5 separate regions of the Mus musculus genome follow, and all the other regions are linked to region 4. The links are chromatin loops, found by intact Hi-C in ENCODE. Cell type or tissue: left cerebral cortex. All regions are shown on one strand. Each heading gives the region's core, and the rest is flanking DNA. Links, peaks and the distances in the headings are about the cores only. Region 1 has its middle 10 kb from the start of Gm51921. Region 2 has its middle 31 kb from the start of Arf2. Region 3 holds the start of Gm42092 (a long non-coding RNA gene). Region 4 holds the start of Crhr1 (corticotropin releasing hormone receptor 1). Region 5 has its middle 27 kb from the start of Gm35420.

Region 1 (6,235 bases), core at 383-5,382, 77 kb before region 4:
ACCATTCCATCTTCAGAAAGCCTTCATTTGCCATCCATCCCTTTGCCTCAGGACAGGATAACTGGAGAGTCCTCTCAGGCCTGCGGAGTACCTGGCCACTTGAAGCTTCGTGTGGTCCACCCCTCTGTCTGCCTTATCCACTTCCTTCGCTTTTCTCCTGGGCCCCACCCTATGGAGTTGATGCCAAAAGCATCCTCCATAAATGTGCTGCATGTAGATTTTTACTTCAGTCTGTTTCCCAGGCAACCCAATCCAAAGAGGTTGAGAAACAAGGGAGAGGGAGGGAGGGAGGGAGGGAGGGAGAGAGGGAGAGACCCTAGCTCTGATAACCACTAGAAGCCATATTCCCATTCATGCAGCAGTGGTACATGGGGATATTGGTCTGGAAGGATTTCTAGGTTATCTTTGAAGCTAGGACATAGGTAGAGGGAGAAGAGGAGGCTAGAATGTAATAGCATCATTGTGTGCCTTATGAGTGATAACTGTTCTGTCTCTGTTGCTGAGTAATAGCCATGGCAAAGACACAGTCACCAACTAACTAGGTTTCTGAAATTACTGGGCAGTGCCAATGTGCTAATTCCAGCTCTGGACCAGCACTGCATGACCTTTAAAGGGGCAGTTGCTGGCTGAAAATCATGTCTTGTCCCTGCCACATGATATTACCCACTGGCACCACAACCTCAAAGAGATGCCCATCTCCCTCTGCCCCAGCTGCCACATTAAAGAAGGGTTAGCTCCATGTTGTGATTCACAGCCTTTGCCCAGAGCCTATCTCTTCATCTCTTCTGTGTGTTTTCTTTACACCAACCTTGCATCTTCTTTGAATGGTCCCTGAAGTCTCAGCTGCTGCCCCTGCCCTTGTCCTACAAGTAAGTCTTTGTGTGCTAAAGGTCCTGGACTTCCACAACTGATGATGTCCTCAGCCTTGACCTTCTCCTCATGTGTCCTTTCCCCATGCATCATGCCACAAGGGGCTGCCTAGCTCAGTCTAGTGCAGCCCCTGGCTCTGTCTGTCACTGCCACATGTGCTCGAGTGTGCTGCTAGCCTGTAACTTCATGGTTATAGACCAGATTCAGCACTATTGGGATATGTGCAACAGCCCTCCAGGGAGATGAGTCTAGCAGGTGTATGAGGTGGATGGTCTATCTTCCTTAGCATATCAAAAGGTGCTGTGTTGTTGCTTCCACTTCAGGTTACTCCTCCCAACATAGCACAGCTTTGGCTCCTAGGCCATCTCCCCAAGAGAAAGGCAGGCTTGAGGAAAGGGACTCCTCAGAGAGGCATCCTTACAAAAGTCAGGAAAGAAGCTGGGTGTGGTGAGACATGTCTACAGTCACAGTACTTTGGGAGGGTGAGACAGAAGGATTGAAATTGTCTGAGCTGCTTAGAAAGACTGTCTTCGAAAAAGAATCAAGAGAGACAGGAACCAGAAATGGCCAGGGAACAACAGAAAGAAACGGCGAGCCTCTGTCCAAGGTGCTGAATGGGCAGTGCGCAGAACAATGAGTCTCCGTGGTTCTGCAGTGGGCTTAGCACTTGGCTGTCTGCGACAAGGAACCCAAAGGAGTTGGGAACCTGGCTTCTGCCCTCAAAGGCCTTTCTGGGAGTGTGAGTACAGTAATAAACTACAGGAGAAAACACAGGAAACGATCTTAATAGCCCAAATAATGATGCGCTTCAGAAACCTTCACAGAAGAGAGAGATCTTGTGGTCTTAGAAAGGGCAGACCGTTTTTTTGGTATAGGCCCTTTGAAGGGAAAAATAACAACAACAACAAAAATAAAAAAGAACACCACTTTATAATTAAATTCAATTTCTTTACTCTTTATCCCATTATTTTAATTTAAATTTATTTTATTTTATTCATATAAGTATGTGCGTGTGTGTGTGTGTGTGTGTGTGTGTGTGCACCACATGCCCTAGGGCTGGTGGAGGTCAGAAGAAGGGACCAGATCACCCCAGGAGCTGGTTGTGAGCTACCATCTTAGTGCTGGGAACTGAACCTGGGTCCTCTGGAAGAGCAGCCAGTGCTCTTAACCACTGAGCCATTTCTCTAGTCCCATTTTTATCCCCTCTTTTTTCAGGAGTAGAAAGCCTAAAGGTCTTGGTACAAATCTATCTGGTTTAACTGCAGTAGTTTAAATATAGGTGCTAATGCTATGTTTGAAAAGCAAGCATGAAACTAGATTTTCAGCTAAGTCTTTTTAAGAAAATGACCGGTGAGTAATTTTTGCCTGCAACTTTGAGCTCCCCCTCCAACTAAGGATTGTGAGTGTCCTCAGAAGGAGGTGGTGCTCGGGCATCTTCATCCAGGCGCCGTGTTTTTGTGGTGATCCATTCATTCAGGAGGAAAGGAAATGCTTCAGCTCCAGCTTTAGAATTGGGAGAATTACTATTCATCAGCTCAGGACACTGATCGCTGGCCACTTTGCTCTGTGACTGGCAGGCAGGTCACCCATCCGTGGCTCTCCGTTTCTCTTTAGAACAGAAAGAATTGGATAGATGATCGTGCTGATTGCTGCAGATTCACTCCACCTCTTAACTGTACTGACACTGGATAAATATGTATCCCCATCCAGTGGCTGCAGCCTTGCCCTGCTGAGAGTGAACACTCAGAAAATTCTCCATCCACACTGTTGTTCTCCTCCTATCCTCTCTCACAATGACCTTAGTTACAGTTGAACCCTTGGGAAGCTCCCCCTTCTGTTTCTATTGACTCCCAAGGGAGAGAGTAGGAGACACGACGGCATAATTGTCTTACCACCCTGGGAGAAGATGGGATAGATTTTCATCCTTCTAGATAAATTATCACCACCAGGCTTTGTGAAAGGATGGGATGCCTTCCAAAAGGAACGTGGTGTGGAGGGAATGGTAGCAAAATGAGACTTCAACTCTGGGGCTGGGGATGTAGCTCAATTGATAGTGTATCGAGCATGCAGGAAGCCATAGGTTCCATCCCCAGTACCACATATACAAGGTGTAGAGACACTTGCCAGCAATCCCAGCATTTGGGAGGATCAGAAGAAGTTCAAGGTCTTCCTCAGCTACATAGTGAGCTCCAGGCCAGCCTGGGTACGTTGGCCCCTGTCTTAAAAGAGAGGAAGAGAAAAGAAGACATCAACTCCAGTATAGCAAGTGGAAAGATTGCCCAAGAAGTACTGGGTGATGACTGGTAGGGCAATGGAAGAACCATGCACTGCAAAGGTGATTGGGAAGTTGTGCTGGGAGCTCAAGTGGGCTCTGGGGACCCAAGGGGGCGCAGGTGTGAGATGTTTGGTGATGTAGGACTGTGCGGTGGTTGATGTCAGAGTTGATCTGCTGTAACAGGAGCAATCGAGACATCAGTCATGAAACAGGGTCTCTGTGGGTTGGGTGTTTGTCTTGGGACTCCCAAAGCTTGACAGATTTCAGGGGAGTTCATAAGTTCACGTGACTGTGTGTGTAAGCATGAGAGGCGCAACGGAGAAGGGATTTTGTTTCAGCTATTCTGGTTTATTCTGAATTAATTTTAATTTGGTCAAGTGTATTAATTTGATGTTTATTAGTAATAAGTAATTAGTTCCAACTCAAGCCACGGCCCCCGGGACGAGCCGTCAGGCTGTATAATTGTCTCCCTACAAGGAAGAAGGAGAACAGAGCTTAAATATTTGGTGAACACTACATTGGAGAATAGAAGTGTTTTTTTTTTTCTTTTCAGTCCATCAACTTGTTATTCTCGATTGCTGTCCCAGCAGACTCCACATACCCAACCCATCCCTGAGAGTTCTGCCACACTGGTATAACTGTGGAGGGGAGAAAAGATGCCACCCAGAGCCTCGAGACCCTCGGAAGGAACCCAACAACACCAGCATGAACAGCGAGTGAGTGTCAACAGCTGCCTCTCACCTGTGGCACCAGACCATCACCACACTACTGTCTAGGTGTTAGAGCTGCCCTTGGTGAACTCCCATGAGCCTTTGCCTTCAAGGTCTCAAGAGTTACCCCCTCTAGGCCCTATCACTCGTTCTTACTCAGAAGCAGCACCGCTGGCTTTGGCTCAGCATTTCTGTCCCCGTGAGTCCCCTTTGCACCAGGGGCTGGAACCTGCAGAAGGATGAGGAGGCACGTTGGGCCAATTGGCACTAGTGACTCACTGTGAGTGGGAGCAGATGACAGAGAAAATGACTCAGCAAAGGGATGTGGGTGATGCAGGGGGCTCACACAGCCTCACCTGCCCGAGGACAGCTGCCAGCTCAAGGGACTGCCCACTGATGTCAGGTGGCCTTAGTGACCCTTCCCAGCTCGGGCCTCTCTCTGAGTGGGAGTGTACAGTACATGGCCTTTGGTGGTCCCTTGGATATTCTGTCCTGGTTTCTTTGGCTCTTCTTGGCCATCAAGATTGGAGAAATGCCTTGGGAATTTCCAGCCAATGGCCTCCCACCTACAAGGTCATGGAAGGGCTTGAGCTGGCATACGATATCCAGATCTAAGTTTGCCACAGAGAAAGACTCTAAAGTGACTGTTTAGTCACAGACTGTGGCAGTGACACCCATGTGGCCTCTTGTGGAGTCTGAGGGGAGGGATATACTCCTGCATGCTCTGGCTGCTGCCTTCCTTCTATACCCTACACCTTGGCAGGAGCAGGGAGACACAGAGATCTGAGGAGGTTGAGCTATACAGAGAAGAGAGTGGGGCACAGACTTGGATTTGAGAGAGCCAAGTTCAAGACCTAGCTCGGCTCCTTAGTGGTAGTGGCAGCCATGCAGACAAGTGATAGTCCACTCTGTGTCCTACCCAGGTTGTAGTGAAATGAGAGTGTTCATGAAGCTGAGTATGGTGGCATACACAGTATTCGAGAAAGAGAGGCAGACAGATCTCTATGAGTTCAAGGCCAGCCTGGTCTAAATAGATGCAGAGGAGGAAGAGAGTTTGCACCATGATTCGGGGGGCGGGGGGAAGGTGACCAGCCATGTGAGATCTCTGGCGCCTACGGCTGCTTCTCCAGACAGGAGGTTAGGGTGTTGAGCTGGGACTAAAGGTAACTGAGCAACTGAAACTAGAGCAGGTTGAGAGGTGCTGAGCTAACAGTATTGGGAAGAGCATGCTAGCCAAGGAAGGCTTAGAAGACCCCAGCAACTGAGCCAATAAAGCAGGTTGAAATTGAGCAACGTGTGTGTGTGTGTGTGTGTGTGTGTGTGTGTGTGTGTGTGTGTGTGTGTGTGTGGTGTTTCATCCACAGATCCAATGTTCTCTGGGCGGGGGCTGGTACTGTGGTCTGCTCAGAGCTTAAGCAGGATTTGCAAAAGCTGCATGCTACAGATAATCTTTGTGGTCCCTACCCTGACTCGACCCCTGTCTAGAGCAACCCCTGAGTCACAGCGGTCAGATGAGGTAGGGAGAATGGAGGAGGTTTCTTACAGGAAGTGAGTCTTGAGCTGGGTTCTCAGAAATCAGGCAATGAACAATGCTGGCCAAGGCTCAGAGGAACCAGGGATCTGGGGTGGGGGAGAGACTCTTGTCTATTGGCACAAGAGACTAGGGCAGCTTCAATCCCCTCAGACCTTCCCTTCTCAATCTGCCCACCTTGATTCAAACTGTATTCTATTCGTGGTGTGTTCAAAGGCTGGAGCTGGGCCAGCGGGGTACCCTGACACCCTCTTGAACGGTTCTATTTGTCTGCCATCACACTCAGCTGCCTTCTTAACCTCTTCGCATGACATAACTCTCTGGTTTCAGCTTCCATCCTCATCTCTAGGTTCTCTGAGACAAGGTCTTCCACAGACTGGCCTCAAACTCTGGGCAACCCTCCTGCCACTCCCACCAGACTGCTAGGGTTACAGGTACATAACTGCCTCGCCTGGCCTTGCCTACAGTTTCTATGCTCTCAGACCATATGTAAGTGTTATTTCTGTCCCCATGATAAAAAAAAATACCCTAACAAAAATAACTTAGGGGAGAAAAAGTTTATTTTAGGCTACAATTCTAGGTTTCAGTCCATATAGAGCAGAAGTCAAGGCAGCAGGGATGTTAAAACAGTTTGTAACATTGTATCTGTAGTCAGGAGAAATGAGTGCATACACACTGACTGCTCAGCTCTCTCTGGCGCGCTCTCTCTCTCTCTCTCTCTCTCTCTCTCTCTCTTTCTCTCTTTCTCTTGTTCTCTCTCATTCTCTCTCTCTCTCTCGTTCTCTCTCATTCTCTCTCTCTCTCTCTCTCTCTCTCTCTCTCTCTCTCTCTCTCTCTCTCTCTCTCGTT
Region 2 (6,235 bases), core at 754-5,753, 130 kb before region 4:
TACCTTGGTCTATTAATAGTGAGAGCGGGGAGGAGAGTGGGTGGAGGGCTGGTTCTGACGTTTCTGACGCTTCTGCCTGCTTTGGGACCCTTTCCTGATTACTGGTTTGGCTCCTCCAGCTTCAATAGGAAGGGTGGTGCCTAGTTTTACTGCAACGTGATATGCCACGTTTGGTTGATATCCATGGGATGCCTGCCTTTTTTGAAGAGAAATGGGAGGAGGAGTGGATGGGAGGAGGGATGGGAAACTGTGTTCAGGATATAATATATGAGAGAAGAGTTTTGTTGTTGTTGTTGTTTTTAAGATCCTGTGCTTTTACAAAGTCCTCTCCCAGGACCAACCTGGGGGCAGGCAGGGTATGTTCAACAAACATCTGGTACGTTAGTTCGTGAAGTTGTAGGGATGAGAGGAGCCTGACCCTTGGAAGACTTGCTAGCATGGACAGACAGAGAAGTGAAGCTTATAGACAGCTTTATCAGGTCTTCATGAATCCAACATGGGCAGGCAAATGACAGGAGGGTTGTCACCCCACTCTGGCAAGGCTTCACATCTTACACCTCCTTTAGGGCAGGAGCAGGCAGAGGGTGTAGATCATTTGGATGATGGATGACTTTTAGGGTAAACAGATGGGCCCAAGGATAGAAAATTGCCTATATTTTTTTATGTATGTGTGTTTATATCTGGTTGTGTGTGTGCGCACTCGCGCATATGTGTGCATGTGCACATATAGGTCAGAGGTCAACACTGTCTTCCTTAGTTGCTCTCCCCTTAGTTTTTGAGACAACATCTCTTGCTAAGCCCGATGCTCATGGATTTGGCAAGGCTAGCTGGTTACCAAGCCCCAAGGAACCCCTGTCTCTCATCATTGTGCCCAGATCGTATGTGGGATCCAAACTCAAGTTCTCACGCTTGCCAGCGACCACTTAACTGCTAAGCCATCTCCCCCCTGGACATTTGTCTTTGGAAGTGTGACGGGAACTGGGATATGAACAATAGCCCAGGATAATGTGCCCAGGCGTGGTGGCATCTCTTAGTCTCTCCTCCTGGGCTATGAGTTTGAAGAACCTTCAGAGAGGAGCCTAAAGGCAATTGTTTTGCCCTTTGGTGTGTCTTTCAGCAGAGGAAGGGCCATCACAGTAAATTCTCTCTCTGGTCTCTACCAGCCCATTCCTTAAAGTAATCCGCACTGCAGGCTGCCTGTCACATATGTGCTAAAGCTCCCCGGGCTTCAAAACCAGCGCGCTCTTTGTTCTCCTGGCTGAGTGAGGTAGAGAAGACCCCGGAACAATGCAACGTGTTTTCTTTCTCGTTTTTAACCAACTGCAGAAATTCTCTAATGGGCATCTATTCTCAGATGTGTGTGTTCTCAGACATCTGTTTTGCACACAGTGACTGTTCAATATGTATTATCTGTAGTCATCTGATTGAAGACCTCCCCCAAGGAGACCAGCATCCCAAAGAAGAATATATTTTCTTTGCACCACGAAACAGACATACCAGTGATGTGTATTCGATAGGCAATTACTTGATGCTGTTGGCTAATTGGGGAGCATAACTAGGGAAGGCTCTGAGTTAGTGGGACAAAGCTGCATAAATATTAAACAGTGAGGTTGCTGGGGCTAGCCCAGCCACTTCTGAAGGCTCCACACATAGATAAGAAAAGCAGTACTACCCGGCGGGCAAGTCCGCCTTCCAGTTAGACTTCCACCAGGACAAAATTGCTATGCATTTGGGGATTGTAGCAACAAGATTCTGTCCCCAGAACAAACTTCTGCTGAGATCTGTAAATGGGTGGTTGTCTTAGTTTTTATTGTCAGCTTGATACACCCAAAGGTCACCTGGAAAGAGGGAACCTTAAGTGGAGAATTGTGCCAATCAGACTGGCTTACGGCAATGTCTGTGAGAGATTGTCTTTATTGATGAATGATGTTGGAGAGCCCAGCCCACTGTGGGCAGCACCATTCCTAGGCTGTGGAGACAGCTAGCTGAGAGCTGGAGAGGTGGCTTTTTCAGAAGACCCAAGTTCAATTCCTAAGCATCTATCTTACAACTTGCATGTTACAGCTGCCTGAAACCCCGTCTGTAGGGAACCCGGTGCCCTCTTCTGGTCTCAGGTATCAGCTCACACGTGCATATATTCACACAAACATATACCTATAATAAAGCAAAAGCAAATCTTTAAAAATGGGAATAGGAGAAATCTAATTCATCATGAGCCATTGTGCGAGCGAGCCAGCCACAGACCTCCTCTCTGGATTCTGCTTTGAGTTCCTGCTTACGTTTCTGTTCTAGCGTCTGTCAATGATGGACTGGGGCCTGGAAGAGTAAGTCGAAATAAATCCCTTCTTCCCTCAAGCTGTTTTTGGTCATGGTGTTTGTCATAGCAACAGAAAAACAAGCTAGAACAGTGGACAAAGGTGTTCCAGAGATACACTCACTATGAACCACCTCTAAGTGGTCACTTCACACGTGGCTGATTGAACACTAACCACCAATGTTGACCCAATTGGGCCACTAGCTTTTTTTTTTTTTTTTCTTTTTCTTTTTGACAGTACTTAAATATGAACTCAGGAATCTGAAAGGCCAAGTGACAGAACGCAACTCAGGAAATTATAGGTTTCATATTTCAGGAAAATTGGTGAATTTAGACGGCTTGAGAATCTCCTTCGCATGAAAGAAGACAGCCTTGGCCTCTGAATTCTGGCTGACAAGGGCTTATCGCTGAGACAAGCTCTAGAAGGGGGAAAAAAATAATGTCCTCAATTATCTTGCCAGCTTTTGAGCTGTTTAAAAAAAAATCCACGCACCCCACCTCAACAGTCCTTTCTAAGTAGCTCAATTTTCTATGTGTTGTAATGAGCTGTTCTGCCTGGGGACAGCTCAACTCTCTGGCTGGAGTGGGTTAGCTTGTCATGTGAACCGGAGACCCAACCAAGCCACAAATTCTGGCTCTTGAGACCCTCCAACCCTCAGACTTTTGTTCCATTTTCCTCTGACCACACACCTCTCTTTTCCTGTTTTCTGTGTGGAGAGAGACAGCAGGGCATGGGGATTTTTAGCAGAAGGCCCCAGCTGCAATCCTGCCTGGTTCTCTGGCTGATTCTAGCTTTCAGGAACCAGGTTTTTCCATCTGTCGAATGGGCATAGCAATACCTGGCCGAATTACCAACAGGGGGTTGCTGGAAAGGGCTGGGCCCAGATGTTGGATCTTTCATCTCTGCTGTTGGCAAACATCACATAAAAGCTTCGAGTCACAGAACTTTCAGACTGGCCTTGATAGACCCAGAGTTCATGCAAGGGCTTTCCTGTAGGTGGCGCTGTGTCCTAGTGAGCGGTGGTAGAGGTGGACCTGGGGCTGCTCCAACTATGTTCATACAGAGTTTTTTAGCTATCTGGGTAACACCAGCAGAGATTTCCTGTATGATATGTCCTGGGTATGTGTCCCTCCTGCAAGATCCCCAGCTATCACAATTGCTTTCTCCTGGGGCCACTTACCTGGAAGCAAGATTTCTCCTATACCTTCCTTTCTGTCCCCTCCAGTGAATGCAGCTGAAGGTCCTGCCGGAATCTCCTGCCCAGGCTCTACTCCCGCTTGCTAGACCCTTTATCCACGCCCAAAACGGAGCCGTTTGACCCACATTTTGCTGGTGGGAACTGTAGCCGGCAGTATGCCTGCAGCCCCTTCAGTCCCTGGGGAACCTCTTAGCTACTTGGGAGGCTACTGTGGCAAACTCTTTTGTTTCGACTTCATTTCTCAACCATGCTAATGCTGGGCAGTCTAGAAAGGAGGTGATCAAATGCTAAAGACAAAAAGGCCTGGGCTGGTGAGTTGGCTCATGGGGGAAAGAGGCTTGCTCAGAGCACCAACGATTTGAGTTCAATCCTGGGAACCCACACAGTAGAAGGAAAGCACTGACTCCTTCAAGTTGTCCTTTGACCTCCATATACATACTGTAGTAGGCGATTGTGCACACGTATACTAGATAAATAGGTAGATAGGTAGATAGATAGATGATAGAAGATAGATAATAGATAGGTACATAGATGATAGATACATACTGTAGTAGGTGAGTGTGCACACATATACTAGATAGATAAATAGGTAGATAGGTAGATAGATGATAGATGATAGATAATAGATGATAGACTATAGATAGATACATAAAAAGAAGGATAGGTGGTAGATAGATGGATGAATAAATCGATAGATAGATGATAGATTTGCTGAGCAACTCGAAAGCCCTGTAGTTCTCACCACCACAGGGCGAGCAGCGTGGAGAGAGACCCTAGAGACTGGGATAGCCATCACACAACAAGAGACAAGGCTGCTCACTCTCAGGCTCCAGGGACAGCTGGGATTCTCTCTCCCAAGAGGAGAGCAGATTGGGCAACAAAGCCAAGCCTGGGGCTGGTGGTTGCTGGAAGAGCTGTCACATCCCAAAATTCCTTAATTAGGGAGCCAAGGACAGATTCTGGGCCAAACACTGTAGGGACAGGAGTCATAAGGGCTTGGGAAGCTCTGTGGTGGAGTAGGATAAACCCCCAATCATGTCACATCCCTGAGACCCACAAAGGAACATCCTTAGACATCCCAGTGCCCCGTGCATGCTGTTCCTCTGCAGAGCCTGCCCTTCCCTACCTCCCACTGCCTTCATCTATCGCCAGTGTCCCGGCTGCCTTGCTTCTTCAATGCTCCAGGACAGAGCGGCTCTGATGCCATCTGTCACGTTTCTCACCACTGCTGTCACACTGAAAGGTCATTATTCAAAGCTAAGATGGCAGAACATGCCTGAATTCCAGCAGTCAGGAGGCAGAGACAGGACAATCACTATAAACTTGGTGCTGGCCTGGGTTACATAGTGATTTCTAGGCCTGCCTGAGCTAGATTTCTGGCCTCAAGAAAATGGAGGAGAGATGGAGGGATGGAGGGATGGAGGGAGGGGGACAAAGAAAGATTACAACTTGTTTAAGTATTTATCCTCCCACCCCACAGAGAGTGTGTTCTTGATGCATACCCAAATAGCTGGCCGATTTCTCCACATGGTTGGCAGGTGTGGCCACCATTACCTCTGCTCATGTTTTGATAGTATCTTCTTTTAGAGGCTTGGCATAGAGTCCCGGACGTGCTTGGAAGGGTAATGGTGTTTATAGACTACCAGCTGGATAGAAGGCTTTCTAGAACAATGATTGGATTTTTGGATTCCAAAGATCTAAACTCCCCCTCCCACTTTCTAATAAGTAGACAAGACCAGCTTAGATTGATCTTTCAATGGTGAGTTTGAGCTCCAACTAACCAAGCCTATTATTCCCATTTGAGACAACCTACATATCTTAAATTACTCCCATTGGAGAAGGAGGGACACAGGGCTTACCAGGCAGAAATCCAGGGAGGCACCTCAGAGGCCACCGAGGGAAAAGCACAAAAGCATTGTAATTTGATTTTGCCATGCAGAAACAAAGTGTTCCGCTTGTTTTTGCTCTTAACATGGAGAGCGGAGAACAGAAAATGATTTCATAAATGAAGAAATGAAAAGCCCTGCCTTGTGTGTGGCCAGTTAGGGAGAGACAGCAGGGGAGACTGGAAGGGATACAGGGGGTGAGGGGAAGGAAGGAGGACAATGTCAGAGATGATGGTGGTGCTGAGGAGAGAATGTCAAAGAGGCCATAAGAGAGCAGACAGAGATGTGCACTTGTGCTTGCTTATGTACGAGCATCTCTCTCTCTCGTGTGTGTATAGGCCAGAGGACAATCTTTTTTTATTTTTGGTTTTTCAAGACAGGGTTTCTCTGTGTAGCCCTGGCTGTCCTGGAACTCACTTTGTAGACCAGGCTGGCCTCGAACTCAGAAATCCGCCTGCCTCTGCCTCCCGAGTGCTGGGATTAAAGGCGTGCGTCACCACGCCCGGCGCCAGAGGACAATCTTGACAACCTTAGGTATTATTCTTTAGGCACCATGTTCTGCAAAGTCTGGAGAATGTTCTATGATGGCCTTATTTTTAGTTTTGAACAAGTGAGTTTATAAAGTATACAGCTAACTGAAGTAAAACAATAGATAGCAGGCAGCAGATGAATGGATGTAGGAGTGGATAGTGTACTGGCTGGTTTTGTGTCAACTTGACACAAGATGAAGTTATCACAGAGAAAGAAGACTCCTTTGAGGAAATGCTTCCATGAGATCCAGCTGTGGGCATTTTCTCAATTAGTGATCAAGGGGTGGAAGGTCTAGCCCATTGTGG
Region 3 (6,235 bases), core at 429-5,428, 58 kb before region 4:
CCAGGTCAAAGCAGCCTGGCTGGAAGCCAGAGCTACCTGGTAACAACTCTGGAGTCTGAGGGTGGTTCCTTCAATACTCCACTCTCAACCAAGGCTGCTCTCTTGGGTGCTTTTATAAGTTTCTGCAACCCAAGGAGTTGAAGGGGTCTGCAATCCTATAGGTGGAACAACAATATGAACTAACCAGTACCCCCAGAGCTCATGTCTCTAGCTGCATATGTAGCAGAAGATGGCCTAGTCGGCCATCGCTGGGAAGAGAGGCCTCTTGGTATTGCAAACTGAATATGCCCCAGGACAGCGGAATGCCAGGGCCAAGAAGCAGGAGTGGGTGGAGGAGCAGGGCAGGGGGAGGGTATAGGGAACTTTCAGGATAGCATTTGAAATTTGAAATGTATATAAAGAAAATATCTAATAAAAAAATAAATTTCTGCAAAATGTGACTTGTCATCATTTTTGGGGGACCCTGGAGTGGACTTGGCCAGAGTGATTTAGTTAAAGTATTTAATTAAATCTTGCTTCCAGTTTGGCTCAAAGCTGTGATAGTGGTCTTGTTCCCAACAATGGGGTTATCAGACTGTTGCTATGAAGAACCTGACATGGTTTTTCAGAAAAATGTGGAAGAAACTTTGTGTCTTAGAATGAGAAAAGTAGCTGAATGACGTAAACAGGGCTCACGAGGCAGTTCTAGCAGAAGCCTGAGTGGCAGTTTTGAGAGCAATGTGGATTATGAAGGCCAAGCTCAAGAGCTTGCAGAGAGGAGCCATATTAGTAACTGAGCCAGAGACCATTACTGTGATATTTTGGCAAGGAATATGGCTACCTTTTATCCATGCCTTAAGAACCTCCTGGAGGCCAAATTGAACTTGTAACAGACTATTTTGGTGGAAGATATTTCAAGAGAGACTAATATTAACTATGTCAGATGGTTATTAGTTATCATCCTTACACAGGTTTGCAGTGAAGGTGAGCAAAAGGGGCAGAAAGAAATACAAAATGCACAGTGTGGAGAGCAAAGGACACTGACAAGTTTAATGCTATACAGCTAAGGCTTATGTCAGAAAAGAGGTTGTAATTGGTTATATTAGTGCCATTAAATATATATATAATCTTTTTTTTCCCTTTCCAACTCAGAAGCGGGCACCTAGGGGGCAAAACCTGGAACGCTTCAGGAGCACCTCGAGGCTTGCAAGAAACAGAGCGCGTGCACACACCAGACGGGAAGGGTATGCAACGCCACCAGCCACATTCCCCGGCTCGGGGAACATGGTCAAGCGAGACACGACTGAAGTGAAACACGTAAGGGCAACCGGGCGCCTGACGCGTCCACAAGGACCACGCGAACCACTGAGAAAAGTGCGCGCGGGTCAGCGCTCGGGCCAGAGAGCCGCACCCCTGCCTTCCACACACCACCGGCATACGGATGGGATGGAGAGACGAGGGGCCCGCTGGCAGAACGAGAAGAGTGACCGCCATTCGCCATGAATGTCCGTCCCTCGCCTGGCGCGGCTTAGACCCTGGCCCGAAGAGAACTCAGGAGCACCACATCGATCATATTAGTGCCATTAAGGTGGGGTCCGATCTGCATTGGAATAAGAGGGATGCCCTCCATGCAAGACACCACTCAAGCAAGCCTCCAGCCATGAAAGACGAAGAGCTAAGGAATACTCTGCCCCTGGAAAGGAACAACAAACAAAAGCTGCAGCAAATGTGTTTCGGGGTAGCCAAGGTCCAGCCCATCCTGGGAGATGAAGCTGCCTTAGTGCTGGCCTTAGGGTTAAGAAGAACACAAAAGTAAAGGGGGCCATGGAATCGTGCCCTGTGGTTACAGAGCGCTACTGAGGCCAGGCATATAGCAGGGAAGGCCCTGCATGAAACACCCGAGAAGCCGTTGCATGAAGCTGTGAAGCCTGGGTATGTACGTTGGAGACAGCAACATATGTGGGACCCCAATATATGGGGTGCCCGAGCTGGGAGACATCTGCCAAGGAGAGCTGCACAGGAGGTGGGACCAGCCCAAGAGAAAGAGATGTATCTTGGAGGCAGCAAAGCTGGAAGGGTGGAGCCACTGAAGGCCTTTGACATCAGACAGAGTTCCAGGATTCAGAGTTGCCCTGTTGGGTGTTGGTCTTGTGTTGGTACAGCGTTTCCTTGCTATTACCCAATTACTAGCTTTTGGAATGGTAATGTATGTTCTATGCTATCGTATGTTGAAAGTGCATACTTTTTTTTATTTTATAGGGGGTTACAGTACAGATATTGCCTTGAATCTCAGCAGAAAATTGGACAGTGGAGTTTGTTGGGATTATGAAAGACTACAGGGATTTTTGAAGTTGGATTAAATGCATTTTGTCTTATGATGTAGCCATGAGACTATGGAGGCCAGGAGGGAAAGGTGTGGGTTTGAATGAGATGTCCCCCATATTCTTAGGTCTCTGAATACTTGGTTCTCAGTTGGTGACAGTGGGTAGGTTTAGGAAGTATGGCTTTGCTGGAAGAAATTTGTCACCAAAGGGCAGGGTTTGAGCTTTCAAAGGCCATGTGATGCTCTCAGTGCTCTCTCTCTCTCTCTCTCTCTCTCTCTCTCTCTCTCTCTCCATGTCTCTTTCCTTCTGTCTCCATGCCTCTCTGTGTCTGTCTCTTCTCTCTCTGTCTCTCTTTATCTCTCTGTCTTTTGTGTCTGTCTCTCTGTGTCTCTGTCTCTCCTCTCTAAGTCTTTCTGTGTGTCTCTGTCTGTCTGTCCCTCTGTGTGTGTGTCTGTCTCTCCCTTTCTCTGTCTTTCTCTCTGTCTCTCTGACTATCTCTCTGTCTCTGTCTCTCTCTGCTCCCTATTTGCAGTTTGCTCCTGCCACCTGCTACCTCTGCTCTGCAATCACGAACTTATCCCCCTAAAACTATAACCCAAATAACCCCTTTCTTCTCTAAGTAGCCTTGGTCGTGATGTTTTGTCATAGCAATAGAAAAGTAAGACACAGCGTGTAAGTGTAACACACAGCGTGTAAGTCAGGCTGCTTTGATTTCACATTTGTTGGAAGTGAGCTACAGAGCAACTTTGCATTCTGGGAGCAGTTATCCGATGAGTTTAATAAATAATCCACTTAAGCCAGCCATTAGAAACTACACATCTCTAACTGTTTCTACTTTTGTTCTCTTCTTTCCCTCTCTTCCATTGATGAGTCTTTTTAGTTGTGTTGCCTTAATCACTATAGCTTTGTTCTATTTTAGTATTGGTAGGTGTGAGCCCATTCTTCATTTTTTTTTAAAAAGAATGCTCCTCTTTATTCTTGCTTGGCTATATTTATATGCATGGGCTTTATAAGGAGGCTGACTCATTCCAGAAAGGAAGAACTGGTTTCAGAGATGGTGTGGTTGAGCAGGGACTGCCACTGCCTGCTCTGGTCCTGATGCAGAGTCTTATCAGAAAGAATGAGACCTTGATGGACAGCTCCAGCTATCCTGGGGCATTCTTCCTTCTCTCTTAATAGCCACGGAGAGATCTCTGGAGGATAGAGAGATGAAGGAGTCAGCAAAGGAGGATAGGAAGCCAGAGAAAAAAGAAAGGTGAGAGAGAATCTTGAAAGCAAGGAAGAGAAGAGGCAGCCATGGGGCTAAGGGCATCACTCTCTGGAGGAAACTGCCAAGAGAAGCAGCAAAAAACCAAGGAGGGAGGGATCCTTGTGACAGCGGGAAGAGTGGGTGAGTGAGAAGTGGGGCTGCTGAGAGCACTGCATGGGATTGGGGTGGCCTGGAGCTGTGCTCTTAGGGCTCTTTAAGAAGAAGCTGGGCAAATACAATAAAAGGAATCAAAATTAGGAGCTCTTAGCAGCCTATCAAGGCCTATGTGAAGGAGGTGACATCTCAAGTCCCTGCTACAACAATACAGGGGTCTGCTGCCTTCAGGGAACCTCGAGGCTGAGTGGGCTTTCTGATTGGCTCACAGGATCAAGCAGTACACATCCTCCGGAAGGAACACAGAGCTGTGTTCACAGAGCTACACGCAGGGATGTCTCTCCTCTGGGGCTGCAGCAAGCATTGCATTGAGGAGGCGTCGGCTCAGCTTCATTAGATGTTCGGATTCTCCACACAGAAGACGGTGGTGTAAGGCTTTGCTCTGGAAGGCCAGTGCAGCGTCAGAGATGTGCCAGTATGGGACTCAGTAAACACTGGAGAAGGACGGAAGGCTGGAGGAGCCAGATGTGGCGGCTCAAACACAAGGGTCCAACAGGGTATGTGGATGAGAGGGGACCCAAGAGCTCTCACCATAAGCTTCAGTGGCCCAGGCAGAGCCTTACAAAGGAATTCTCACTGGGAGAAGAAGTCTCTGTGCCAGCGCCCCGTAGTGCAGGTGGAGAGGGCGCTTTTACCAAGTCACACTGTCAACCTTCCCAGCAGGAGCCCCTATTACTCTCTACTCTCAAAATGGCCCCTCCTGTGTTCTGAGATTTCACACGGCTTGGAAGACAAGATTCTGCTTGCCCACCCCATGGCTGAATATGCTTTTTCGCTCGGCAGCTCAGCTCGAATGAGGCCCAAGCCCTCTCCCTGCCTCCTAACTTTCTGCATGAACTACTTAAGGCTCAGAGAGTGCTTTGAGGATTCCAAAGCTACCCGATGGTGACCCCAGTTACCAATGTGTCCAGCAACACAACAACATGTCAACAAATTGAGTTTAATGGCCTAACTAACTTATATTAGTGATTCATGAATCAGGCAGCATTCCATCTATGGAACAGGAAGATGTCGGGCCGAGGCTGGTCACTTGGCAGGAGCAGGGAAACAACATGGAAGAAAAACAAAACAAAACAAAACAAAACAAAACAAAACAACCCATAGGTTTGTTTACCAGGTGTGATGGTTCAGCATAATTTTCCCAGAGGCTCCAGAGGCTGAGGTCAGGGGTATTGCAAACCTGAAGCCAGCTAGGACTACATAGCCAGACTATCCGGACAATAGACAAATGGACAAACAAGCAAATAAATAAAGGTAGGAGCTAGCTCAGTGGTAAAGTGCTTAAGCCAGCCTGGACTACATAGCCAGACCATCTTGATAATAAATAAATGAAGAAAGAAAGAAAGAAAGAAAGAAAGAAAGAAAGAAAGAAAGAAAGAAAGAAAGAAAGGAAGAAAGGAAGGAAGGAAGGTGGGAGCTAGTTCCATGGTAATGTGCGTGCCCTGTATGTACAGATCCTGGGCTCAGTCTCCACAGCTGCTAAAATCAACAACTGAAAGCAGGTTCCTTTCCTTCTAAAAGTTACTGCCATGTGGCTGGCCTGGAGCCCTGGCTTGCCCGCCCTCATTTCTCACAGGTCAGATGTAAGAAGTAAGTAGCTGAACCTCCATTCGGAGACAAGAAAGCTTAACACAAGTCACTCCATCTTGAGTTGTCTATGGAAGTCTCATGCCAGAGTTCAGACTAAGTCAATGGCCCTTCATAAATCTTACTGACAATAGAATGTGGCTCTTTTCTCCCGGCAGCTGAGCTTTTCCTATGTCTGGGCTCCCTGTTGTGTTGTAAAGCTAACACCATGCCCCAATCCTGCCCTTCTCCCTGTGGGTCCTGCCTGCTGGATGCCTGGGTAGGCAGGTAGGGTCATTTTCCATCCTAATATTCAGTACACCTTGATTTTAAGGGCTGTTTATTTCAGTAATAGTGGATGCTGTGTGTGTGTGTGTGTGTGTGTGTGTGTGTGTGTGTGTGTTCATATACAACATGTGATTTGGGGAAGCAAGCCACTGATACAAATCTATAGGGTGTAAGTGGGCTTTAGTAGAAAATGTTCTTGCTGAAAATTAAGCTCTTTCTCTGGAAATCTCTCTCTAAGCCTTAATTTCTCAGTCTCTTAATAGAAGAGGTTGAATTAAGCACTCCCCCAGGGCCCCTCTAGCTTTGTCCTGCTCTGATTTTTCCTTTACTTTTTTCTTCAATTTGTGTTATTTATTTAGTCTTTCAAAGTTGTATGTGTGTATGGATATGGATATGTGTGTATATGTGTATGTGTATATGTATGTGTGTGTATGTATGTGTGCATGTACATGTGTTTGTGTGCATTTATGTGTATGTGTGTGTGTGTACATATAACATATTTTGATCACACACACCCATCATCCTCTCCCTCCTCTCACTTTTCCTCTTCCCCAATATTCCCCCTCTGTCTTAGTTAGGGTTTTTATTACAGTGATGAAACACCATGAATAAAAACAAGTTGGGGAGGAAAGGGTATATTTGGTTTACATTTCCA
Region 4 (6,235 bases), core at 817-5,816:
TCTGTATAGCCCTGGCTGACCTGGAACTCACTCTGTAGACCAGGCTGGCCTGAAATTTACAGAGAGCCACCTGCCTCTGCCTTCCGAGTGCTAGTCCACTATCTGGCTAATATTTTTTAATAATTGTTTTAATTTTTAAGTGTGGAAATTGAGAAGTGACTTCTGAGAGTTGTCCTCTGACTTCCACACACAGGCCGGAGCATGAGTGTGTGCCTCCACTCACACAGAGTAATAATCAATACAATGTTAAAAAAAATAATAATTTAAATGGCTGGGTGGTGGTAAGCACCTTTAACCTCAGCACCTGGGAGGCAGAGGCAGGTGGATCTCTGAGTTCAAGGCCAGCCTGGTCTACAGAGCAAGTTTCAGGACAGCCAGGGCTACACAGATCCTGAAAGAAAAAAAACAACAAAACAAGCAAACAAAAACCCTGATGAAAGAGAGAGGTGGGGGAGGGAGGAGAGGGAGAGATGGCATTGCACATAAAGCACTTTACACACTGTATTTACTGAGAGCAAGGGGCATATGGTACTGAACAGATACATCCCTCCCTCCCTTCCTCCCTTCCTCCCTCCCTCCCTCCCTCCCTCCAGATCCTGCAAAAGCCTTGCCTCCTCTATAGACTCTTCCCTATTGGCCAGGAAGGATTAATATTCCTGCCTCTGTGGCCATAGTGTGCCCTGCCTATTGTTGACCCAATTTTGCTAGCTTTTAATAATTTATTCGAGTGTCTGTATCCCACTCCAAGCTGTGAACACCTTGAGGACTAGGACCCTGGCACATTAATCATTATTAGCGTTGGCATCCCACGGTGACTGGCATATAGTTGCTGCTCATTAAATGTTTGTTGATTAAGTGGAATAACTAACACTGTCTCCCAGTGTCCCTGGGATTTTTAAAGACAGCTCTCTCTGCAAGGCTACTTCCCTGGCTCCATCCTTGAGACTGGGGCTACGGCAAGTATGATCTATACACTGATGTGGGTCTGCCAACTGTGTTGCCAAGGTGTGACAAGCTTAGCGGAAAACAGAGAATAAGCATCCAAGCATGTCAAAGCAACCTGGTAGAGTTGTGTGGGTCTACTGGATCCTCTCGGGCTTTAATTGTGCCTTTATTTTTATTTTTAATTTCACTTCCTAGTCACTTATTCCCATTGTATTTGCAATAGCGTCACCTGTGACCAATTAGAACATTAAAAATAGCTAGGTTTGATGGAGCGTGCCTGTAATTTCAGCACTTGGGAGATTGAAGAAAGAAAATTGTCATGAGTTAGAGGTCAGTCTGGGATAGAGAGGGAAATTCCAGGAGAGCCTGGGCTACTGAGACCCTGCTGCAATAAATATTAGGCCTGGTTCTTAGTCACAGGTAATCTGAGAGGAGTGTCACACACACACACACACACACACACACACACACACACACACACACCGACTTTACATCTATCTGATATCTAGAAGACTGTTTGGGTTACGTATGCTGCTCCTTTCTTTGGAAGTGTTACTGGAGAGAAAGCTGATTCCTGCTTGGACCTAGACTGAACAGAGGGCAAGGAGGGTGGGGGGGATAGAAAGAGAGTGTGGGAAGTCTCCATCTGGGGAAAGAAGGCTCCTCTGGGAAGAGTGTGGTGAGACTGTAGGACATGCCCTGAACATCAGGCTGTGGGGACGGGATGATGGCAGACATAGAGCTGCTACAGAGCAGAGCAGAGCCAAGCTTTGGAAAGTAAAAGGTTTGCAGTTTCCAGACAAATACAAGGGGATACTGTGAACTATTGAACTGTGGCTCTCAGAACAAGTTGGATCCTGGCATGAAACCCAAGCCCCGGCTTCAGCCTGGGGTCCTGACAGAGGTTAGTTAGGTCAGGGAATTAACACAACCAGGGTGACTGTGTTGGACACAGCTGGACTGGCTGGAGACACTTCAGGGAGGAGGCTCAGAGCCAGAAGAACCAGAGGCGATTTCTGTGAACTGATGGCATTAGCATATTTAAAGATCATGTCAAGGGGAGGAGGGTGAGCTCAGAGCCAAAATCTGCTGCTTACTGAGCCCCAGGAATCAGAATCCAGAGAAGGGCAGCCCTGGGGCTGTCCTTCCTCCAGGGACTGTGCTCCAAGGCCAGGACTGAGATTTGGCCCTGGGGACCAGCTAGCCTCCCCTCCCCTCCCTCCTCCCATCCCTCAGTCCAGGGTTCCAGGGCCCTTCTCAAGAATTTATTTCCTGCCAAGGATTTCCTGGAAGAACACCGGGCCCACTCTATCTTGATGATGACCATGAGAGGAACTACATATCAGACACTACGCCAAGCACTTCCTCACGAACAACCCTAGGAGGTGCGCCTTCCTGTGTCTGTTTAATAAGCACGAATATTGAGGCCCCCGCTAAATCATTTTCTAGAGCTCTTCAGTTTGAACCTGGAAGAGCCTAGACTCCAGCCCCATCTGCCTGACTAGTAGGCTACCTGGTCACTCTGCATTTCCCTTTTGCTGGTAACAGCGGGTACTCTAAGTCGGCAGTCTGGTTAGTATGTCCAGACATCCATCTCTCTGGGGCTGACTGATGTGAGTCACTGCTTTGAACTGAAGACTTCAGGACTTTGCTTCACTGAACTGTGCATGCACAATGGCTAAGCCAATGTGACCAGTGGGTTTAATCAATGATCCGCCCGACTCTGCACCCCTACCCCATCCGAGCCAAGACCGCCAGGGACACTGAGTTGGGAATTAGGAAGGAGGGTGCCAACTGTGGGGATTTGGACAATCCACGCTCCCCTGTGCCTCAGTTTCCTCACTAGTAAACTGTCACATGACCTACAGCAACTCCAGCTCCAAAATGACTATTGCCTGGGCCTCTAAGCTGTGGATCTTGTCCAGTGTGCTGAGAACACAATGTAAGGAAGGGGAGTTGCACAAAGTAGTGTCCAGAGTCGCCAAGCTCCGCTACATTTTAAAATAAGCTGGTTCCCCCACTAGGACCTTGCCTCTCTCTTTGTGCTTCTGTGTACTCAAGATGGAGACCCGGACCTGAGAGGTGAAGATGTTTCTACCCCGACACTCCTTTTCTCCTTCTCTATCTCTCGCTGGGGAAGGAAAGGGGGATGGGGGAAGGAAATCAAAAGAACAATCCACCTAACTGGCCTGAAGGTGGCGAGAGCTGGTTTTAAGGCTGGAAGTGGAATTAGAAAGCCAACCTAGACGAAGACCCGGAGGTCTGGCGGGACAGCCCGCTCCAGCCCCGAGAGCTTGGCCAAGAGGGGGCGCTGTGGCCCCCTCCACGCCCTTCGGGCTGGATTCCCAGCTGCGTCCACAGCGTTGCGGCGCAATGCGCGCCCTGCTTTCCCCTCCTTACAGACTAGGTGCCCAGTCCGCTGTCACCACTTATCTTGGGGCCTGGACCAAAAAGACAGACGTTCAGTTCCAAAAACGAATGAATGAATGAGTGAACGAACGAACGAAGGATTCAAAAAGGAAGGGTTCCCGCCGCAGAGCATCAGTGTCCCAGCACATCCTAGGTGTGTTTAGGCCAAAGGCGCGCGGATCGGGAGGGGGATTCGGGCCCGGCCTCCCCTCCCCACTAAATTGGGGGCGGAGGTGAACCTCCTGGATGGCTGCAGGGCGGGAACCACCCAAATGTAGTTCTCAGCTTCTTTTTCCACGCAGGCTGAGTTTTGTGGAAATCGCCCTATTCCCCAGCGCCTACTAGCCTTCTAAATCCCGCCCCCCGAGCCCCACAAGTACCCCGGGATCCCCCGGACTCTTTTGGTCCGGACATCCAGCCTCACAGGAGGCTAGAGAAGAAAGGCTGCCTGCTCTCCAGCAGCCGCCTCCCGGATCCCCGGTTTTTCCCTAGCTGCGGTGGCAGCCGCCGCCGCCTGTGCGCCCCGCGCACTGCCGCAAGCCGGGGTGCGGGGAGAGGGGGTTCAGCACGGCCAGGGTGCGGGGATCCGGGCCGGGGTTGGGCAGTGGACCGAGGAGACCGGAGCCTGCAGCCAGCGGAGGGGCGAGGAGCGGAGGAGGGACAGGAGGGGAGCGGAGGGAGAAAGAGGAGGGGACACGAGGCGAGGGGGCGGGGAGCAGAGGCGAGAGGCAGGCGGACCGTGGGGGAGGCGACCGGGCTAGGCGGGATCCAGGCAGGAGAGAGGTAGCTGTGGGCCCAGCTGAGTGGGGAGAAGGCGACCAGACTTGCTCGCGCAGGGCGAGCCAGAGCCTGCCGGTGGGGCGGGGCGGGAGGGTGCGAAGCCGGGCGCCTGGGAGCAGCTCAGCGACCCGGGAGACTGGCCGCCCAACGGAGACCGCAGCCGCCCGCTCTTCGCTCTGGGATGTCGGAGCGATCCTGGCATCCAGGACGCTGACAGAGCGAGCCCGAGGATGGGACAGCGCCCGCAGCTCCGGCTCGTGAAGGTAAGAGAGGACCGACCTCCGGGTAATCAGAGGCGCTCCGGGCCGAACGAGCGCGGGACAGGCGTGGGCAGGGGTGCCGGAGGAGAGGATCGGGGAACCCGGCGCCACCCGGGAGGTTGGGGTTCAACCTGACGTCCTCTACCTGGACCTCTAAAGCCGGGCTTCGGAGACAGAGGGACAACTCTGGTGGAAAAAGAATGGGTGATGGTGAAACCGCTGCGGCGCCAGAGGAGGAGGGGGTCCGCCCACTCGAAGAACCGGCTTTGCGCGAAGAATCGCTGCAATCTTTGGGGCCGAAGCGCCATCCCCCTTAAGGCTCTGGATGGGATCCTGTCCCTGCTGGACACCCTCCGAGCCGGCCCTGTCCCGGTCTCAGGCGCTCTTTCCTGCCGGTTTTCCTCCGTAGAAAGCTTCAGATTCCGGAGATAGATGCGGCCCGCGAGTCGCGGCCCTTCATCGACTTAGCATCTCTGAGAGGCGATGGTGCGCGCACCCCAGTGTCCGGCCGATCCTCCGGGGTGCCACAGCCCCCCGGAGCGCAACGCATTCTCTCACTGGGCTCGCTCCTGCCACCGGGCTGGAGAAGCGGAGTTTCAGAAAGTCTTCAGAAGGCGTTTACAGTGCCTACTGGCTAAAGTTGGGGGCGATCTGGGGCTGCGCGGGGGTGGACAGAGCCCGGGAAGAGCTAGGTGCTTCGCAGCCAGGCCCGCAGCCTAAGGACAGGCGCCACTTCGCCGGCGCGTCCCGGAGCGCGCGCGCTCACTGGGTACCAGCACCTCAGCCCTGGTGCTGGAGAAGGTGAGTGGGCCTGGCGCTGCCGCCCGGCAGCCCCAATTGCCATGCCTGGGTCTCCGGACCGCTCAGGGCTGACATGGACCTCCTGAACCACAAGCCGAAGCACCGGGTTAACTGTGGCCAGGAAAGGCGATTGCGTTCAAAAGATCTAAGTGGTTGGGAGGAGCAGTGCGAATTGACTGGCTTTGATTTTTCCGTCAGTTATTAAGCCGACTGCTTTTACTTGTTCGAAAAGCATTTGAGTTAAACCACCACGCGTTTAAAATGTCCCCCCTCTCCACATACTCAAAGGTTGTCTTCAAATCTAAGGGAGTCTCAGTGAACCTAAGGGCTGGAGCCAGAGATTATTTTTGGGGTGACCAAAGTCTTCTACAAAGAAGTTAGGGAGACTCTTGGAGGTTGTATAGATAAGCAGCAATGGAGGTCTTTTCCCAAGGATTCCTGTGTACTGAGCCTTGATCTAAATTCACAGGGGTTAAAAATGAAGCCTCTTAAGCAAATTCAAAAATTTGGGCTGTGGATATTTTTTTTTTCAAGTTTACATGGAAATCAATGAAGGTTCTTTCTGAGGCCATTCTTAGAACCGTGTGAAATGACCTGTTTGGCATGTTCACAGTTTCTTAAGATAAAAGGTACTTTTTTTTCCTCTTGTTCCTACTGGCTAGTGGGAGTTGGGGGACTTGTCTTACATGATACATTCAGCGTGTGCCCAGGAAATGGGGAGTGAGAGTCGGTGACTGTGATATTTGTGTGGTCTGTACACATTTCCCAGTGTTAGTCTCGTTGCTTTATAAATATTAAGTCATGTAGTCGTCATAATAGTCCAAGAAGTAAGAATTATATCCTAGGCATAGAGGATTGAGCCTACTTGTTCAGAAAGCGGCACCATGAGCTTGTCAGTCAGCAAGCCTGACCGTGCCCTTAGCGCCTGCACACAGATTTCAAACCCAGTACTCCAAGCCTAAGACTCTGTTTTGTTAAATTCAAACTTAAATCTCATGCTTAGTGCCTACCAGCTGAGAATCTGAGCGTTTCATCAGTTT
Region 5 (6,235 bases), core at 659-5,658, 130 kb before region 4:
GTGCATCCAGTAGAAATCAACTAAAGAAGCCCCTTTGAGTCAGTTGTCTGGAGTTTCTGATAGAGAGAGTCCCGGGCAGATCAGGGTCCCCTTGGGTGACACATCCAAGTAAAAGAACAAATAACAGCAGATAGAAGTGATAGCCGAAATGGGAAGCTCATAACATCTAGCAGATACCGACTGGGGAAGTTGAGGCAGTCATCTGGGGTGCTCCTGGCTGAGAGCTTTCCCTCCAAGGCTGAACTTCCTGCTTCTCTTCCCATGCTTGAGTCCTTTTTGTACCACGGGTTGAGCACAGCGACCTCTATTGAGAATGGTTCCCCTTCTAGCTGGGTGTCAGAACCCTGGGGTTTCCCTCTTGGGTTGTTGCTGTTCTATTTCATCCCCATTCAGAGTTGGGGGGCCAGTCCATGTCCGTGCAGGACACCCTTAGACCAACATCCTTGTATCTAAAAGGGGGCGGGGCACTTCTGCTTTCAGAGGCAGCTGCTCAGTGAGCTCAAACCGCATGCAACAAATTGCTAATGGAACGTATATTAGGCAGCACCCACATCTATTTTGAGACAAGGTCTGTCATTGGAGCATGACTAAGTAAGGCTAACCAGCTGCCCAGTGAGCGCCTCTACCTCTCTGGTGTTTAACACCATTAAAACGTAAAGCCCAGGTGTTTTTTTTTTTTTTTTTTTTTTTAAAGTGCATTCTGGATATTGAACGTAGGTCCCTGTGCTTGCAAGTATTTTGTCGAGTCATCTCCTCAGCTAATTCAGTAGGTTTTTTTTGTTTGTTATTTTAAGTAAATTTTCAGAGATGAGTACCCTTTACCACATCCTGATTTGAACGAGTCCTTTCTCTTTTGTTTAGGCTCATGGGTGACACATCTCCTCTTGACGTTTTTTTATCCTTCCACAGCTATTACTGACCAATCTTGCGGCATTTTCGGTTCAAGTTTCTCTCTGTGCTGGTCATTATTGCTGACCTGGCATCCGTCTTTTCTGTTGGAGATGCTCTTCGGGCTCTTGGCTGTGCTCTGTAGCACCAGGAGTGATGTAGAGAGACAAACTGAATGAAGTCAAGTGGACTCTGCATGGTTGTCAGCTGCCATTGTACGTTTCACTCGCAGAGCCAGAGGACCTGGCCACTTCTTTGGGGGCAGGGGATCCCCAGTGTCAGCAGCAGCGAGTCTTGTCCAGGGCTATTTTATGTACCTGGGGACGTTGGGTAGGAAATAGGAGAGGAGAAAAGGTTCTGATGTCCTATAGCACAGCTCGGTACCAGCGTTAGCAATAATTTACTGTGTATTTCAACATGGCTGGAAAAGGGATTTTAACTGAGTGTAGGTGGGAACTTGGGGTGTCCGACTTTTTTCTTTTGATTGACTCAGAAAATCTCAAATGGCCTTGAACTCTTTATGTAGCCAAGAATGGCCGTGAACACCTGAGCTTCCTGCCCCCAGCTCCCAAGTGCTAAGATGACAGATGTGAGGTGGCTCCTCATACCAACGTCAGCACGTCACCCAGGTTTTCCTTGGTACATCTCCTTCCTGTCTCTGCAGTGCCCAGTACCTGAGATTTCAGGCCGTGCCAAGATTCCACAGCTTGTCTTGGCTCCATCCTCACTCACATCCTGGGTGGGCACATGGTCTTCCAATGCCTCAGTGCCCATGAGGCCTCCCCCTGCTTCCCAGCTTCAAAACTCTCTTGACAGCTTTGATCTTGTGCTGGAAATCCCCCCCCCCCCAATTCCTTTTTTCTTGTGGACACATCCCTTCCATCTCCTTTGATTCCCTCGCCTAAGTCACATTTTAGTAGGGTTTCTGCAAGAAACAAGACATTCATGTATTTGATTTGCCACCTTTGAAATATGGAGGTCAAAGACTTAAGAATTTTAAAACATGAATTAAATTTTTTTGTAAGATAATGCGCAAAAAAAACCCCATAAAAATTAGACACATTCTTGGGGTTCCTTGGGATGTTTCTATACACATGCATTTTTGCTTAAATCAAGTTCAGTGTAGCTCCTGACACATTGTTGCTTAATGCTGAAAATATGCCAGATCTTTTTATTCTCTAGATATTTTTGATATTACACGATCTCCTTCACCCTTCTGTGACACTGCCCTCCAGAACTTCTCCCTTGTATCTACTGTAATTTTACAACCATGGCTCACCTCATTGCTTCTCTCCCCAGTACCTGGAAACCAGTATTCTTACTCTAGACTTCCATGAGATCAACTCTGTGTGTGTGTGTGTGCACACAAAGCTTGATGTTGAGTGTCTACTTCAGGTGTCTCTGTGTTAGTTTCTGAGACTCTCTCTGCATCCCCAGCGCTGAGGTCACTATACCTCTGAGCCCTGTCCTTAGTCTTTTGAAACAGAATCTTGCCACGTACCCAGACCGACCTGAAATATGTGCCTCTCCTTGCTCCCACTTCTCAAAAGTACTAGGATCATAGGACTGTGCACCGAACTTGGCTTATTTGTAATTCACTTCATTAATTTGGTTTTGAAGTTTGGGGACACTTTTATTAGGGTTTAAAAGAAAACCCCAAGGCAGGTAAATACGTGAATCTCCAAAGCTCCCCAGAGGAGGAAGATGTGAGAAGATCGGCTGTTTCATAAGCAGCCAACGTGGCAGAAGATGAGTAGTTTCAGAAGCTTCAGAGGAAAAGAGAGCCAGCCCAGAGTGTCTTCGAAAGCATGTCCAGGCTATGGCGATATCCAAAAGAAAAAGGAAGGCTAATGCTTTTCTGAGCAAGAAGAGTGGGCGGGGTTAGCACAGCTACGTGGCGGTAGCTCCATAAGCCACTGCCTATTTTTATTTATTTATTTTAGGAAACTCCATATTGTTTCCCATATGGCTGTGCTAATTTACGCTCCCAGCAACAGTGCACAAGCCTTCCCTTTATCTCTATATCTTCCACTGCCCTTGTTATCTTTGGTCTTTCCAGTATTAGCTCTTCCTGGCTAGAGCCGGGCACCAGCTCCCTGCTGTTTTGAAAGATTAGAAACTTAAATCTACATTGTTGTTTTGCAACACAAAATAGGAAGCGGGAGACTTCGCTTACTCTGTATTGTACAAAGCTGGGCAGCAACGACTTCTCAAATGTTAAGTTACTAAGTTTTTTTGTTTTTGTTTGTTTGCTTTGTTTTTCTGGGACAAAGTTTCACTGGCTGGTCTGGAACTCACAGACCCATATCTTTTGCCTCCCGAGTGATGGGATAAAAGACATATGCTTCCACACAGATGTATTTTATTTAATTATGTGGCTCTGTCTCCATGTGGGTATTTATATGTAAATACAGGTGTCTAAGGAGGCCAGAGGCTTTGACTCACGCAGAGCCAAGTTACAGGCAGTTGTGAGCCATCCATCATGGCTGCTGGGGACAGAAACCAGGCTCTCTGTAAGAGGACACTACTCATTCTTAGCCTCTGAGCCACTTCTCCAGACCTACACTAATTCTTAGAAAAACAAAACAAAAGATTTTAAAGAAATGACTTAGTTGTTAAGAGCAAATACTGTTCTTCCAGAAGACCCAAGTTCAATTTCGAGCAGCCATGGACGGTTGCTTACAACCACCTGTAAGTCCAGCTCCAGCGTGGTCCAGTGCCTCTGGCCTCTGCAGGTACGCACAGTCATGTGCACATATCTACCCCCTACCAACCCACATACACATAATTAAAAAATAAAATATTTTTAAAGTGAGCCTGGAGAGATGGCTCAGTGGTGAAAAACACTGGCTGCTCCTGTAGAGGACCAGGTTTTGACTCCCAGCATCTGCATGGTGGCTTACAACAGTGTGGAACTCCAGTTCCAGGGGATCCAGGGCCCTTTTCTGGTCTCCACAGATACCAGGCGTGCACATGGTATACAGATAACACGCAGGCAAAACAGTCATACACAGAAAAGATTTTTTTTTCCATTGAAAATACTGTCAGGCCGGGCGTGGTGGCGCACGCCTTTAATCCCAGCACTTGGGAGGCAGAGGCAGGTGGATTTCTGAGTTCGAGGCCAGCTTGGTCTACAGAGTGAGTTCCAGGACAGCCAGGGCTATACAGAGAAACCCTGTCTCGAAAAAGAAAAAGAAAAAGAAAAAGAAAAAGAAAAAGAAAAAGAAAAAGGAAAAGAAAAAAAGAAAATACTGTCAGAAAATGGAAGAAAATCCTGAGAAGGGACAGGAGTTGATTGGGGGAATAGATCTTTGACCTAGAGAGAATTGGAAAGAGTTGATACTACTCTGTAACTGGGAGACTCGGAGACTCTGGGACGGTGGAGTGATTCATTCGAACCCAGGTTCCTTAAAGTGAGATCTACCTTGGTATCATGCTCGTATCAACGTCTAAGCTCCCATGGAAAGGTAAACTTAAGGGTAGCTGGGGATGAGTGGACAAAGGTACCAGTTATATTAGTCAGGGTGGGTTGTAGTCAGATGCTACAGTCACAAGTGAACAGTGAAATTCAGTGACTAGCTGGGCACAATAACCAGGAGGCGGCAGCAGGGGGATTGCCATGAGTTTGGGGCTAGTTAAGCAGGTAGGTCTATGCCAGTCGAGGTTTACAGGACTTTGTCACACAGACCAAAAGCACAAGACAAAACAAACACCTTGACAGCAGTCCACTTAAGGGAGGAAGGGTTTCCTTTAGCTTCCAGTTTGTAAGGAGGTGTCATCCGTTAGAGAAGGGAAGGTGTTGAGGTGGGAGCACCCACAGTCAAGAAACAGAGCAGACAGGAAGTGGAGCTGGGCTATGAGACTTCAAGCCCCACCCTGATTAGCCTACTTCTTCAAGCAAGCTTCCACCTCCTAAAGTGCCACAGCTTTCCAAAGCAACGCCATCGGCAGGGGACCAAGTGTTCAAACCCCGGAGCCCATGTGGGACATTCGTATTCAAACCACAACATCCTTCTGATTCCGGGATCTTTTTTCCCTTCAACTTTGGGGCCTCATAGTTTGAAAGCCAGGGGTGATCTGGGCATTTTGAAGACTAAAGCTTGTGCTATTTTGGGTGTCGTCTGTAAGAATAATAGTATAAGAATATACTCAAAACAGATGTAAGATGGAGAAAAGGAGCATTCGAAAATGAAGAACCTGGAGATAAATTTAAATTTACCAGCTCTGTTCTCCTTTGGCCAGGACAAACAAACCCACAACTCCCCAGAAGCCAGTAGAGTTCTTTTTGTTTTTAAGTGTGTGTGTGTGTTCAATGCACATCCACATGTGTGTGAATGCATGTCTATATGTCTATGTGCAGACCCAATTGCATGCAAAGCCGGGAGGACAGCTTTGGGTATCATCTTCAGGAATGCTGTGCACCTTCTTTGAAATAGTGTCTCTCATTAGCCTGAAGAGCGTCAGTTAAGCTAGAGTGCCTGGCCAGAGAGCCCAGTGATCCTCCTGCCCCCAGCTCCTCAAGCGCTGAGATTTCATAGAACCATACTGAGTTTTTATGTTGGTGCTGGGGGTGGAACATGGGTTCTCCTGCTTGCAAGGTAAATGCTTTATGGACTGAGTCCAGTCTAGTAGACTTCTGTTTTCCCTCAAAAACTTGCTCTTCCACCTTCTAGATCATTTTCTGAGTGTTTCCTTCCCCAAATCTTACCACTGAAAGATTTTGAGTGCTCCCACGAGGTCAAGGAATTGTGCTGGCCTTTCCCCCACCTGCCTCTGGGGTTCGTCAATTTGGCACTGACCTCATTTGGTTCTGTCTGGTTCTGGCTAAGCATCCTGCCTCCGAGCTGGAGTCTGAGCATGCAGATGGTGACAAGGGAGAGGAGGGGAGAAGAACAGAGCCAGATGAGAGAGCGGCACATCTGGCACAGCACATCTGGGATGCAAGCAGTCCTTTGCAGGCTGCTCCTGTGTACAGAGAGGCCATTGCCCTGAGCAGGGAATCTTCCTGCCTGTGCAGTGAACTGCAGTGAGCTTGGCAGCCTTGGAAGGGGAGATTCGGCTGCTTCTTCCTGCATTCACCTGTCAGCCCGTCACCCTCTGGTGGGACTGGAGTCAAATGTTACCACACTATCAGTGGCACTGCACCTGGACACTCGGTTTGGAGCCCAGCTCCCAGCCCCATCACCCTAGTTGTCCCTGACATTGTCTGGACCTTTTTGAGCTGTCTGGGCCACCGTGTCTGGAAACCTCCAATCCCTACAGTCTGCAGACAGACTCCGAGGGCTTTATTTTCTCTTAGAATTTTTAGCCAACAGAAAATTATACACCCTTCATAGTTCTGAGGCCC

Evidence for each region. Hi-C counts contacts between places; a loop is a spot of excess contacts. Peaks named below come from ENCODE experiments on the same cell type or tissue, not always from the same donor. Only the 100,000 strongest peaks of a DNase experiment are listed, where the experiment ranks them.
Region 1: a loop joins it to region 4, with 2.1 times the contacts of the local background. A loop is called at or near these places in 2 of 42 quality-filtered maps.
Region 2: a loop joins it to region 4, with 3 times the contacts of the local background. A loop is called at or near these places in 2 of 42 quality-filtered maps.
Region 3: it touches region 4 in a loop (4-fold over the local background); 2 of 42 quality-filtered maps call a loop at or near these places.
Region 5: it touches region 4 in a loop (3-fold over the local background); 2 of 42 quality-filtered maps call a loop at or near these places.

Annotation. Positions count from the first base shown.
Region 1 is chr11:104,051,972-104,058,206 of GRCm38, forward strand. No RefSeq gene overlaps it. Among named protein-coding and RNA genes, the nearest start is that of Gm51921, 10 kb to the right of the region's middle. In left cerebral cortex, for the core only: no CTCF peak of the experiment used is centred there; DNase peaks (open chromatin) are centred at 507, 2,346 and 4,153; H3K27ac peaks cover 594 bases.
Region 2 is chr11:103,994,264-104,000,498 of GRCm38, forward strand. No RefSeq gene overlaps it. Among named protein-coding and RNA genes, the nearest start is that of Arf2, 31 kb to the left of the region's middle. In left cerebral cortex, for the core only: a CTCF peak has its summit at 3,300 (motif pointing right); a DNase peak (open chromatin) is centred at 3,321.
Region 3 is chr11:104,071,587-104,077,821 of GRCm38, forward strand. Gm51921 (a long non-coding RNA gene) reads left to right here. Exons shown (of 2, transcript XR_003949778.1): 2 at 1,132-3,117. Gm42092 (a long non-coding RNA gene) reads right to left here and starts at 1,553. Exons shown (of 3, transcript XR_880241.2): 1 at 1,468-1,553. In left cerebral cortex, for the core only: no CTCF peak of the experiment used is centred there; DNase peaks (open chromatin) are centred at 3,349, 3,669 and 3,985; H3K27ac peaks cover 1,020 bases.
Region 4 is chr11:104,128,708-104,134,942 of GRCm38, forward strand. It overlaps Crhr1 (corticotropin releasing hormone receptor 1), which reads left to right and starts at 4,074. Exons shown (of 13, transcript NM_007762.5): 1 at 4,074-4,397. The coding sequence starts at 4,365. In left cerebral cortex, for the core only: a CTCF peak has its summit at 3,226 (motif pointing right); DNase peaks (open chromatin) are centred at 3,242, 3,557, 4,080, 4,357 and 2 more places; H3K4me3 peaks cover 2,674 bases; H3K27ac peaks cover 1,754 bases.
Region 5 is chr11:104,000,796-104,007,030 of GRCm38, forward strand. No RefSeq gene overlaps it. Among named protein-coding and RNA genes, the nearest start is that of Gm35420, 27 kb to the right of the region's middle. In left cerebral cortex, for the core only: no CTCF peak of the experiment used is centred there; a DNase peak (open chromatin) is centred at 2,772; H3K27ac peaks cover 980 bases.